Linked DNA regions of Homo sapiens: regions 2, 3 and 4 are each linked to region 1. The links are chromatin contacts, found by Hi-C or POLR2A ChIA-PET in ENCODE. All regions are on one chromosome and are shown on one strand. The core of a region is the stretch at or near the end of the contact, and the rest is flanking DNA. Distances in the headings are between cores, read along the strand shown. Region 1 overlaps PHEX (phosphate regulating endopeptidase X-linked). Region 2 holds the start of PRDX4 (peroxiredoxin 4). Region 3 has its middle 250 kb from the start of RPS6KA3. Region 4 has its middle 160 kb from the start of PTCHD1.

The links. Hi-C counts contacts between places; a loop is a spot of excess contacts on that map. ChIA-PET counts read pairs that join two places held with the same protein, here RNA polymerase II (POLR2A). Pooled maps may share reads with other maps.
Region 2: a map with no recorded cell type shows a loop between it and region 1 (8-fold over the local background). The contact joins the promoter of PRDX4 here to the enhancer-like site in region 1. A Hi-C loop is called at or near these places in 5 of 37 single-sample maps with no recorded cell type and 11 of 50 pooled maps. POLR2A ChIA-PET finds 5 or more read pairs at or near these places in 1 of 52 experiments (PC-3).
Region 3: a pooled map shows a loop between it and region 1 (11-fold over the local background). The contact joins two enhancer-like sites. A Hi-C loop is called at or near these places in 3 of 37 single-sample maps with no recorded cell type and 5 of 50 pooled maps.
Region 4: a loop to region 1 is called in a pooled map, with 7 times the contacts of the local background. The contact joins two enhancer-like sites. A Hi-C loop is called at or near these places in 3 of 50 pooled maps. POLR2A ChIA-PET finds 5 or more read pairs at or near these places in 2 of 52 experiments (PC-9 and RWPE1).

Annotation. Positions count from the first base shown.
Region 1 is chrX:22,061,858-22,065,012 of GRCh38, forward strand. All of the region lies in intron 3 of PHEX (phosphate regulating endopeptidase X-linked), which reads left to right. Among named protein-coding and RNA genes, the nearest start is that of PHEX, 31 kb to the left of the region's middle. Within about 2 kb of position 1,599, at least 3 of the 41 ENCODE cell types and tissues checked have a DNase peak (open chromatin) inside an H3K27ac peak, as active enhancers do.
Region 2 is chrX:23,665,872-23,669,026 of GRCh38, forward strand. PRDX4 (peroxiredoxin 4) reads left to right here and starts at 1,622. Exons shown (of 7, transcript NM_006406.2): 1 at 1,622-1,940. The coding sequence starts at 1,700. RefSeq lists an enhancer at 1,381-1,675 and silencers at 1,425-1,604, 1,955-2,084.
Region 3 is chrX:20,514,592-20,517,746 of GRCh38, forward strand. No RefSeq gene overlaps it. Among named protein-coding and RNA genes, the nearest start is that of RPS6KA3, 250 kb to the left of the region's middle. RefSeq lists an enhancer at 1-544 and a silencer at 1,762-1,911. Within about 2 kb of position 1,725, at least 6 of the 41 ENCODE cell types and tissues checked have a DNase peak (open chromatin) inside an H3K27ac peak, as active enhancers do.
Region 4 is chrX:23,492,857-23,496,011 of GRCh38, forward strand. No RefSeq gene overlaps it. Among named protein-coding and RNA genes, the nearest start is that of PTCHD1, 160 kb to the left of the region's middle. Within about 2 kb of position 1,460, at least 2 of the 41 ENCODE cell types and tissues checked have a DNase peak (open chromatin) inside an H3K27ac peak, as active enhancers do.

The sequences.
Region 1 (3,155 bases), core at 349-2,848:
TAAAGAAATACCTGTGACTGGGTAACTTGTAAAGGAAAGAGGTTTAATTGACTCACAGTTCTGCATGGCTAGGGAGGCCTCAGGAAACTGAAAATCATGGCGGAAGGGGAAGGAGGCATGTCTTACATGGCAGCAGGTGAGAGAGAGTGAGCAAGAGCAGGGCAAACTGCCTTATAAAACCATCAAATCTCTTGAGAACTCATTCACTATCACGAGAACAGCATGGGGGAAGAATGCCCCCATGATCTAATCACCTCCCATGACGTTCTTCCCTCAACACGTGGGGATTATGGGGATTACAATTTGAGAATTCTGCCACTGAACCACCCATGCGGGGATTAGAATTTGAGATGAGATTTGGGTGGAGACAGAGCCAAACCATAACAACAGGTTAAGTAATTTACCCATATTCACACAATTAGAGACCTATAAAGATACCTTCCAGAGTAGTATTGTCCGATAGAAATATAATGTGAGTCACAAATGCAAGTCACATGTGATTTTATGTTTTCTAGGAGCCACACTTTAAAAAGTAAACGTGTCAGCAGTTGGGATGATATATTTTATCTACCCCAATATATCCAAAATACTGTTATTTCTACATGTAATCAATGTAGAAAACTTACCCATGAGGCATTTTCTCTTTTTTCTTTCTTACTAAGTCTTTCAAATGTGGTGCATATCTTAAACTTGCAACCCTTCTCCATTTGGACCAGCCACATTGCAATACCCAGTAGCCTCGTGGGACTACTGAAAAGTACAATTCTAGAGTGGTGGTTCTCAACCCTTGCTGTGCAGTGGAATTACTAGGGAGCTTATAAAACACAGATGCCTGAGGCCCATTCTCAGAGATTCTCATGGAATTGATCTGGGGTGCTGCTTGGGTGTTAGGATTTTTGTTTGTTTGTTTGCTTGTTTTTTGAGACAGAGTCTTGCTCTGTTGCCCAGGCTGTAGTGCAGTGGTGTGATCTCGGCTCACTGCAACCTCTGCCTCCCAGGTTCAAGCGATTCTCGTCCCTCAACCTCCCGAGTAGCTGGGATTACAGGTGTGTGCCACCATGCCTGGCTAATTTTTGTATTTTTAGTAAAGACGGGGTTTCACCATGTTGGACAGGCTGGTCTCGAACCCCTGACCTCAAGTGATCCGCCTACCTTGGCCTCCTAAAGTGCTGGGATTACAGGCGTGAGCCACTGCACCTGGCTAGATGTGAGGATTTTTAACGACCTCCCTCCCGACCAGGCAGTGCCCAAACTAACTGAGTAGAAAACTGTAGCCTTTGTACATTAGAGAAGTTTCTGTGAGTTTTCTGAGATGAGAACCATTCAGAATGACTGCTCTGGCAGTATGCTTTGCTAGTTGACATTAATGAATGCCAAGCAATGCCCAACTAATTTATTAATTTCTCTCCATTTACATTTCCCAACATGTTGACCAAGTCTCCAGAATAATATAAGAAAAGAGATTTTCTTTCTCTTGCTGATTTACACATTGGTCTGGATACATACCAGTGAAAGTAAATTCAGACATAAAATTCTACTCTTTTAATTGAGGTCAAAGGTGTTGGTGTCAGCCTGGAATCTCTGAGCTGTGGAGAAGAGGAAGTTGGGGTTTGAAAGCTGCAGGTGGCTGCCAGAATGAGACAAGTCTAGTGGGGAATGCGTGGGAGGTGCTGGGTGAAGAAAGGAGGCAATTGTGTTTCGCCTGAGGTCTGAAGGCTGCATAGCCCGCTGTGTCTCAGGACGTTCACAAAGCTGCCCTCACCAGAAGCGTCGCGTCCACCTTCCCACTGGACCAAATTTTTGATTCTGCCCCTGAACCCTGGATATGAAACCCAATACTGAAGAATTAAAATGTCTCATCTCACCCGGAGGTTCAGTTGTCCTTAAAATGCTTTTGGATTCATTTGGAATAATTTCTATATTGGCTTCTTTCATTTAAATCCAAATATAGCTTCAGTATTTCTGACATATTTATTACTTTCCAGAATGGAAATACTAGTTCTTCTGAAGTGGTAGCTATTTAGTTATAGTCAATTTTGTTAGTTATGTTTATTTGACTTCAAATTAAGCCAGAGAATATGCAAACACTGCAGTGTCTTCCACAGCCTTACCAAAATGAATACCATATTTCATCAAATCAAAAATATTGTCAACTGTAAGATGCACCATTGTTTCACATGAGCTAAGAAAGAGTAAGCTATTACATGACGCTTTTTTATCACTTGGAATTTTATTTTGTGTTCATTGAAGTTCTTTTAGCCTGACTTAGACATAACTGTTTAAAAATATTTTAACTTTTATTATAGGTTTAGGGGTACCTATGCAGGTTTGTTACGTAGGTAAACTTGTGACTTGGGGGTTTGGTGTACAGATTATTTAGTCACTAGACACTAAGCATAGTACCTGATGTTTGTTTTTTTTCTGAACCTCTCCCCTCTTCCCACCCTCCACCCTCAAGTAGGCCCCAGTATCTGTTGTTCCCCTCTTTCTGTCCATGTGTTCTCTCATTATTTAGCTCGCATTTATAAGTGAGAGCATGCAGTATTTGGTTTTCTGTTCCTGCATTAGTTTGTTGAGAATAATGGCCTCCAGCTCCATCTATGTTCCTGCAAAGGATGATCTCATTCTTTTTTATGGCTGCATAGTATTCCGTGGTATGTGTACCACGTTTTCTTTATGTAGTTCCAGAAAGTTCTCAGGCGATGCCCATGCTGCTGGTTTGGGGACCACACATTCAATAGCTAGGCTTTAGTGTGTCTAAGGACATAGTATGTCACTGAAGAAATTCAGTACCTCTCCAGGGTACATGGATGTTTTAATTTTTCTTCCATTTGTATTATTATTTTGATGAAAATGTATATATTGCAAATTTGTTTGCCTTGCATTGGGTAAATGCAAAGGAAGAAAGCAGGAATTTTGTATGTCTGATCTTATGGTACAGGGAGAGAGATTTTTTTCCCCTTAATTTGTTTCATGAAAGATTTGTTCATTTCCTTTTCCTTTGCTTTCTTTATCCAACTTGGGAAACTTGAATTTATTAGGAAATCTGCATGTAATTGCAGATTAATAACCTACCCATTAATACCACATTAGTTCATCATGATTAATAGCATCTATGTGAATACTTAATGAATTTGTAATGATGGACTATTTGC
Region 2 (3,155 bases), core at 372-2,871, 1.6 Mb after region 1:
GCCTGTTTGCCCCATAGTTCCTTTCCAGCTGGAAGAGAAGAAATGGTCTAGGGATATGGCTTTTCAGGTTAGACTTTTCTTCTCCAAGTTTTCTGGGGACCTGAAAAGGGCTCCGACTTGAGAGAGGAGTCATGGCTGTTCACAAAGATCACTGCAAGGAAAAGAATAAGAAATGTCTGTTAGAGGGATAAAACGCGAGCTATTCAGAGGCAGAAAGGTCAGTTTCCCTTTGAGGGGCGGGGGTGGCGTGGGATGAGGAGGCTTTTTGGGAGAGATGGGCGTGGAAGGATGTCTAACAAGTGCTGGCGGCGAGGGTCGTTGGCACTTCAATGGTGGGAAGACAGCCATGGGCGAAGCTTTGTGGAAGAAATAGGTGTGAAGGATGAGAAGGCCTACAACAGTGCTGAGGGCGCGAGGCCAGTCACCTGCGAAGTTTTGTGTACAAGATGGGCCCAGAAGGATGAACAGGGTCTAAAACAGTGCTGAGGGTGGGAGTGCAGAAGATCGGTCACAAGTGACGACACAAGGTGGTCTTAGTCCAGTTGGTGGACGCTCGGTGGCCTGGGCCTGCCCCCAGTGCGCAGACGCACACGGCAGGTTGCAGCGGCAAGCGGGGCGGTGCCCACGGCGGGGAGATGGGTGGGGAGGGCAGGGAAAAGGCCAGGGGTTGGGTGATGGGGTAATTGTCAGAAAAAGGAACAACACTGCTGGGAGAGTTTTCTGGTAACTTTTCAAGTCTTCATTTAAATTAAAAAAAAAAAAAGCTGTCTTTGAAACAATAGATTAGGTCACTAAAAACTGCCTGTACGCCCTTGCATGCTGGAGGAAAGTAAATGGTTAGACCTACCCTCCCTAAGTTTTTCCAGGACTTAAAAGAGCTGCAAGTAGTGCAGATCATGGCCCCGTTCACACAAATCACTTCAAGAAAAAAAATTAGTAAATGTCTATTAGATCTTGAAACTTATTCCTGTCTATCTGGAACTTGGTAACCTCTGACCAACAACTAACTCCCCATTCCTTCCCTCTCGCCTCGCCTTCCCTACTTCCCAACCTCTGGTAAGCAGCAGGGTAAATACAGTCAATAATAATGTATATTTCAAAATGAATAAGAGTAAATTTGAAATGTCTCACCATAAAAGTCATAGGTAAACAAGGCGATGGATAAGTTAATGTGATGTAATCATCCCACATTGGATACATATTTCAAAAAATCACATTGCATCCCACGAATGTATACAATTATGATTTGTCAAGTAAATATAATTTTTAAAAACGTTAAGTGACTTTTTAAAAAGCTTATTAGAAGTATAAAATGCAAGCCATTCACAAGCATATAGGTTAGATTCCGCTTGTGAGGGGCTTGTGTGCAGTGGTGAGGCTTTGTGGAAGAGATGGACGTGGAAAGATGTCTAAAACAGCGCGGAGGTCAGGAGACCTTGTCGCTGCCTTCACAGAGTTGGGCAACGCTCCCGGTCCTGGTCAGCCGCGGGACGCAGGCGCAAATGCAGGCTTGGGATGGGGGAGGTGCGGCCGGCGCCCACGTGGCGGGGCGGGGAGCAGATAGGGGGGGTAGGGGGAGGAGCTGGTCTCGCGAGGCCGCGCCCCGGTTCGCGCGGGCGTCGTGCACGCGGTTGTAGCTGCCCGGCGGCGGCAGAAGCGGCGCTCGCGCCAAGGGACGTGTTTCTGCGCTCGCGTGGTCATGGAGGCGCTGCCGCTGCTAGCCGCGACAACTCCGGACCACGGCCGCCACCGAAGGCTGCTTCTGCTGCCGCTACTGCTGTTCCTGCTGCCGGCTGGAGCTGTGCAGGGCTGGGAGACAGAGGAGAGGCCCCGGACTCGCGAAGAGGAGTGCCACTTCTACGCGGGTGGACAAGTGTACCCGGGAGAGGCATCCCGGGTATCGGTCGCCGACCACTCCCTGCACCTAAGCAAAGCGAAGAGTAGGTGGTGTCCCGCCAAAGGGTGGGAGGGGAGATTCCGGAGACACGTGTACCCCGGTTACACCCCCGGAATCTGGGCTTGGGCGGCACCCCCTGGGCTGCCTCCGGGCCCTGGGCGGGCCTGGTTCTCACCTAGGAGGGCGGGGAGGGGAATAAAGGGGAGTTCTAGCTGTGAAGAAAGGTATGGTTTCCACTGATCAGATTTTAGAAGAGGTAGTGGTTACCCCAAAAGCCGCAGCTGAGGGAAAGTGGGTGGCCCTAGTCCCGAGTTTGCATCGAGGATGTTGGGCAAACTGAAACAGTTCCTGAAACATCTCAAAGTGCCTTCAGCACATCCTGTCTTTTTCAGGTACTATTTCAGCGAAGGAAGACATTGATAGGTTGAATAATGATTCACAAAAAGTTTGATTAAACAGAAAAGTTGCTAAACACAGTGCTCGGGAGGTCAAACATTTCATTTTTCTTTCTTCCTTTTTGTTTGCATCTTACAAAGATTATTACTGAAAGCCACCTTCCCCAAAGCCTGTGTAGTTAATGGATATTCCTTATGTTTCTCAGACATGAAGAACCTATTACAGAGTGTACTTTTGAGGGAAATGGGGGAAAAGGTTAGAAGTATGCATTTGGGTTGATGATAAACCTCGTGGCAAATTTGTGTCCTGCCAATTTGGTTTTTGATTATTTGCATTTCTGTCCAGTGTACAAAGCTAATGGCCACTTTCAGGAATGACACGTCAGACGAAGTAGATACTGTGAAAGTTGTAGCCTGCTACATCTGGATGTTAAAATTAACCAAAAGTGAACAGTGGCTATAGATAAAGGCTGTCTCTTGCTTGCTATTCAGTAACCTGCTTTTCCTGCAGATCATTTGACATTCTGTAGGTGTGTAGTTGGTTTTTATGGTTCAGTTACAGCATGTTCCATGCCAGTATTCAGTGAAAAAAGTAATGCTTCAAATTCTGAATCCCTAGAGTTAAATGGAATGTTGTTATGACTTAGGATGGGTTGGTTGGGAGTGATAAATGAGAAAAACTGTTTTGTCCTCTTAAACATTTACAGTTCTTACTTGCTGAAAGTAAGTACTTTCAGTTAACCACTTTGGGACTTTTTTTTTTTTTTTATTTGAGATGAAGTCTTGCTCTGTCACCCAGGCACCCAGGCTGGAGTGCGGTCGCGCGATCTCGGCTCACTGCAACCTCCGCCGCCCGGGTTCAA
Region 3 (3,155 bases), core at 475-2,974, 1.5 Mb before region 1:
AGGCAGCCCACTGATGAGTCATCTTCTGCTTATGTTTGGATGGGTCAGAATGCCCTGAGTGGGTTGATGAGGAGGAGGCAGAGAGGCCAAGGCTGTGACATAGCACAAGCCCAGGGGCTAGGATCTAAGTCCCAGGACCCAGGAGAGGGACCTGCCACACAATGTCTCTGGTTCTCAGAGGACTGAACTTCCAATGGACTCAACTCTCCCTGAATGAGGCTTCCATGATGACTACAGAATGTATCAGAGTCCTTGGGCAGAGAAAAATACAACTTCAGACCTAGAGGAATAGTCTTCTCCTCCCTAGATGGTCCTGGTTCTTGATATTGCAGACAGAGAATTACAGAACAAAGAGCACCCAAGACACCATAGCTGAAAGTCCCAACTAGGTGATAAACCCCACCTGGTGCTAAAAACCATCCAAACAAGCACTCAAACTAATATACAGGTCCTCTGATAATGATTCCAGTTGTTGCCTCAGATCCCAGCTTGAAATTCCACCTTTCATCTTCCTTTCCCCTTGATCTCCTCATTATCATACTCTAGTCCATCCTACCTCTGCCCAGTGGCCCTGTTCTCTACAGTGATCTCCCTTTCTGCCTATTTTAATGGTGAACACCCCCAAGTTCTACTGCTAGCTCATCATCTGACTCTATACCAGGCCAACCTCTCTCTAACATCTATTCATATTGAGAGGCTCTTGGCTGATGAGAATTTGCCATTCCTCCTTGGGTCATACACCTAGGTTAAACCAGTCACCTTCATAGAAAATTGAGACAAGAGGAACATCCTGAACCTCTACTGAATCAGGCAAGAGAGAGTGCTTGCTATACTGGATTCAGGATTCAAATAAAGATCAAGATATTACAATACCTGGCTTTAAGAAACTGAACTCTGAAAAGAGAAAGTTTTTACAGCCTCTAGTTTGAATGGTCTTTGCAGTCATGGTTCAAGTTTTTCAGTTTCTAAAGGCCATGTACAAATGTCTGGGACTTTCGGGACTTCTTCATATTCCATCCCCTGTACCAGCACCCAGTAGAGCATCCAGCCCACAACAGGTAGTTGGTAAATTATTTTTTTGATGCAACATAAATAATCTATCCTTGAGAAAATAGTTGTATAATATCTTTTCCGTTATAGAAACTAGACCAGCCATGAATTATATGTATTTACAGATCACTGGCCCAGAAAAGCTCAGGTCAATAACTTGTTGCAGTATTATGAGAGTTAACTACTGCTGCATCACAAACCACCTCAAATGTTGGTGGTTTAAAACAGCAATGACTTATTATTGCTCACAAGTCTATGGTTGGCTGGGATGGGCTGATCTAGGCTGGGCTCTGCTGGGGAGGCTCAGCTTCATGGGTTGCACCCCAGGCATGTTCCTAGAAGATGGCAGAGCCACAGGATGGCAAGAAGAAGCAGGCAAACTTCACACTGGCACCCTGACACTTTTGACCACATTCGTTTGACCAAAGGAAGTGACACAACTTAGCTCAAAGACAAGGAGTGGCAAAATACACTCTGCCTTTATGGAGGAAACTCCAAAGTCACATAACAAAGGGTGTAATACAGGGAGGGGTGAAAAATTCAAGCTGATCATGCACTTTATCACAAATACAATTTCTGAGAATGTGGGCAATTTGATTATAGAGGAGGGCTTTGTTGATGTTAAAATAATGAGCTCTGGATGACATTGGTTGCAAGGTACTCACTTCCTCCAAATGCTTACTCATTTGGTTCTTACTACTTCTAGGAGGGTCACAGTGGTTGAAACTAAAATTAGCTGTGTTCAAGTAAATGTGACTCATAAGAGAGCAATGAGGAAGCTGGTTTCATATGGCATTCCCTCCCTTCCCACCCTCACACACTAGGTAATACAAAAGAAAGTAGCTTACTTGTCCAGAGATGGGTTTATCTTGAAATCCCTAACTTCATGCAAGTTCCAACCAGTAAATTAACTGCAGTGGCTTTTCTATAGATAATTTGTTTAATCAGAAACCCAGGATAATAAAAATCTTTGAAGTATTTTTAATGATCTTTTCCTAGTTGAACTAAGTCAGTGTCCCTCATGGTCACCCAAATTAACAATACAAGTTTATGTTTCTTGGTATTGAATCTACAATTCTGATATACAAGAATCTTTACTGAAGCACGCAACAAAATGCAGAGAAAGCTCTCTCCACAGAGTTTTTGTGGTTGGTATTTTCAATTTCATAAGAAGATAAAATGTGAAGCAAACTCTAATTAAAGTATCTTCAGAAACATATTGTTTTGGCTTTGGCAATTATATAGCTACCTTGCTTCTGATGGCAATTAGAATTTTATATATACCAAAAAAAAAAAAAAACAATTTTCTCCCAGTGCTCTAATTTGAAAGCTCTGTGCTCCATGTGAAACAAGCAAAAGGTGGTCTATGTTGATTAATTAGGGGTTAGGATATTCAGAAATACTACAAAGAAAATTATCAGGGTGACTTTTCTGTAAGAAGCAAGTTTATAAACCTCTTGCCTAATTTGTACACACAACAGAAAAAGCACTTTAGCTCCACTGTACCCGTGTTCTTCCCTTGAGAAGGATGCTTCTGCAATAGCACGCAAATTTCAGGTAATAGTAAAAGATCATCAGAATCATCCTTTAGCAGAAAAACAAGCCAAAATACCCACCCACTCAGTTTCTCCCAGAGCGCTTTACTTCAGGAAGATAAACATGACTGCAATAAGAAATTGATGCAATAAAGAACGTACTTATGTTACATTTACAGCCATATCCAGGGAGACAGCTAATGGCACTCTAAAAATGGTCATTTTGTCAGAGCTTTAGTGTCGATTATTGATTACACACAGGAAACAGTGGCTTCAAATACCCAGTGACAGCACAAACAGCACCTGGTTAGGTCCTGTGCACGAACATGGTACACAGATGACATTTGGTACACAGATATACTTGGTTTATTTGATTAAAACTCCTGGTATCAGCAGGGAGAATTGTAACTAATCAGCTCTTTATTTTTTTAGTTCAATATCTAAAAATCGATTTCCATGAGTGTATCCATAAGGGATGAAGAAAACACTGATCAAAATTCACAAGAGGTCTTATACAGCCTGGTGGAGATACAGAAAGAATGCTGGGCTGAGTCAGAGCACAGCTGGTAA
Region 4 (3,155 bases), core at 210-2,709, 1.4 Mb after region 1:
ATTAAAATGTTATGATTGGAAAAAGCTGGAGGTAGATACACAGATATTCATTATATTTCTTCTTTTTATATGTTGGAAATACTGTTTAATTTTAAAAAGGGAAAAAACTTATTTAAAAAATTGTATACATTCTCCATATAAACCTTACCAGTTTCTCACAAATATTTCTGTAATACTGCTCTTTAAAACTCAAAAAAGCCTACATGTCCTGCAACGTAGATTTTTTAAAAAGACCTTTATCTCAGAAATGTCATATGTTCTAGAAAAACCCCAAGACCTTAGAATTCATTTTTAAACTAAAATTTCAAAGATGCAGGAGGCTCCTAACCTCGTTTTCTCTTTGTATTTCCAAAGATCTGTCATGCCCTTTTAATACAATGCCTTCTTTATCCCCCAAAGAATTCCTGCTGCTTAACATCTCTGTGAAACCCCTATGGTGCTATGAAGTAGGGGAAATAAAATATGCTCCCCTTGGAGGAAAAGTGTGTGTCCATAAGAAGTAACTTACCTCTTGGAGGCAAAACACACCCATTTCACTCCCAGAAGAAGATTGTATGCTTTGTCCTGTCAAAATGTAGGACTGTGTATGGGGAAGGTGGAGAGGGAGATAAAATTTGAGAAGTTAATGAATCAGGAGGCATGGAATATTAGAAAAAGCACCGGGACTGGAGCCAGCTCCACCATGTATTAGCTGCATAGTCTTGGACAAGCTGTTTTAGTGTCTCTACATTTCAGAGAAGTTGTAATAGGTTTATATCAGTGGTCTTTAATCCTGACTGCACCTTAGAATTCCTGGAGATCTTTTTAAAACTTCTAATGCCTGGGCCCTACCCCATTCAAAAATCCCTGGGATACATCTGAAGCAAGGACCATCCTTAATGCTCCTCAGGTGATTCTAAGCTGCAGCCAGGGTGGTGACCCACTGGTTTTGTAACTGTCCAGTGGATTCATTTTGCCCACTGCCCAAATAGAGCTGATTTATCAAGACACAGGAATTGCAATAGAGAAAGAATTTAATTCATGCAGAGCCGACTGAATGGGAGACCAGAGTTTTATTATTACTCAAATCAGTTTCCTAATCTCAGATACTAGGGTTTTTCAAGCATAGTTTGACGGTAGGGGGCAAGGGAGTGGTGAGTTCTGACTGGTTGGGTCAGAGATTATATCACAGGAAGTCCTCTTGAGCTGAGTCAGTTCCTGGATGGGGGCCACAGGAACAGCTGGCAGGCCCAGGTGGAGCCATCGGTGGTCAGAAATGGAAAAACCTGAAAAGATATCTCAAAAGGCCAGTCTTAGGTTCTACAATAGTGATATTATCTGCAGGAGTAATTGGGGAAGTTGCAAATCTTGTGGCTAATTTGTTAGTCTTACAAAGGCAATCTGGTCCCCAGGCAAGAAGGGAGTTTGTTTTGCGAAAGGGCTGTTATCATCAAAGTTAAACTATAAACTACATTCCTCTCAAAGTTAGTTTGGCCTGTGCCCAGGAATGAACAAGGGCAGCTTGAAGGTTAGAAGCAGGATGGAATTGGTTAGATCAGACCTATGAACTATCATAACTTTCTCACTGTTATTATTTTTGCAAAAGTGGTTTCAGTCTAGATCTTGAAGGTCCCCTCCAGCTTATCATTCTACTTGGATATACCTGTAGGAAACTGTGGTAGCTATAATTTTTGCCTTCCTAACATGCTTCTTCCATAGCTTCTTCCAGTCATAACCACCTTCTGTTGGAAAACATGTTCTATGTAGTTCTGTGGGGTTAATGCCTCCCTCATCTGACATTCAGCACTATTCCAGTTTTATTATACTAACTACAATATATACTGTAGCAGGACAAGCCGCAGACAAAACTCCTCAGATATCGAGTTAAAGAAGGAAGAGGTTTATTTGGCCGGGAGCATCGGCAAGACTCCTCTATCAAGAGCTGAGATCTTCGAGTGAGCAATTCCCGTCCCTTTTAAGGGCTAACAACTCTAAGGGGGTCCACGTGAGAGGGTCGTGATCCATTGAGCAAGCAGCGAGTACATGACAGGGGCTGCATGCACCGGTGGTCAGAGTGAAACAGAACAGACCGGGAAGTTTCACAATGTCTTTCTACAATCTATAGATAAAATCAGTTGCTAGGTCAGGGGTCAAATTTTAACTACCAGGCTCAGGTCAGGCAGGCCCAGGCCTGGTTTCGGGCCTGGTTCCTTGGTTTCGGGTCTGGTTCCCAGGCGCCAGACTACCTGCCTTTTAGTTTTGCTTCTCTTTCCTTTTCTGAGTATAAAACAATATAAAACAACATGAGAGGGTCTGTCTCTCTTCTCTCAATACCATAAAGAACAATCAAGCAATAGTTATAGCTGTACCCAATGAACACTAAAAATCTTAAGAGTTCACAGCCTGAAGGACCCAAATAAAACAACCTAAGATCATAGTTTTTTGTTTGATTTTTTTCTGAATTGGGCAAGAAACATATAAAGATATATTCAGTGATCAAATCCCTAAGATTCTATAAAGCTCTATTTATGACAATTGCCTGCTCCACAAAACCCCTAAACTTTTTTCTGTTAAAGAACATTTACAGAGTGGGCATTCAAACCCAGAAAATCTGAATCCAGAACCTCTACTCTGAACTACAAGCCCATATCATCCCAGAATAATGGGATATGCTATTTATTTGCCTTGGGATTAATAGAGGGTAAATAACCCTTTCAGAATCATTACTGGTGATATAAAAAATTTAGCTATGCTCCTCAATTTAAAATATTGCATTACATTTTAAATTACTGTATTTAAAAACAAAATGTTACCATCTGGATATTCCTTTAACTTCTACAAGTAGGGAAAACTCATATTTAAGTCATTTGTCCTCAGGCCACTTTTGTCTTAAAGGTCTAATCTATCTCGGCTGGGTGCGGTGGCTCACGCCTGTAATCCCAGCACTTTGGGAGGCCAAGGTGGGGGGATCACCTGAGGTCGGGAGTTCGAGACCAGCCTGACCAACATGGAGAAACCTCGTCTCTACTAAAAATACACAATTAGCCAGGCATGGTGGTGCATGCCTGTAATCCCAGCTACTCGGGAGGCTGAGGCAGAAAAATCGCTTGAACCCAGGGGGTGGAGGTTGCAGTGAGCCGAGATGGCGCCATTGCACTCCAGCCTGGGCAACAAGA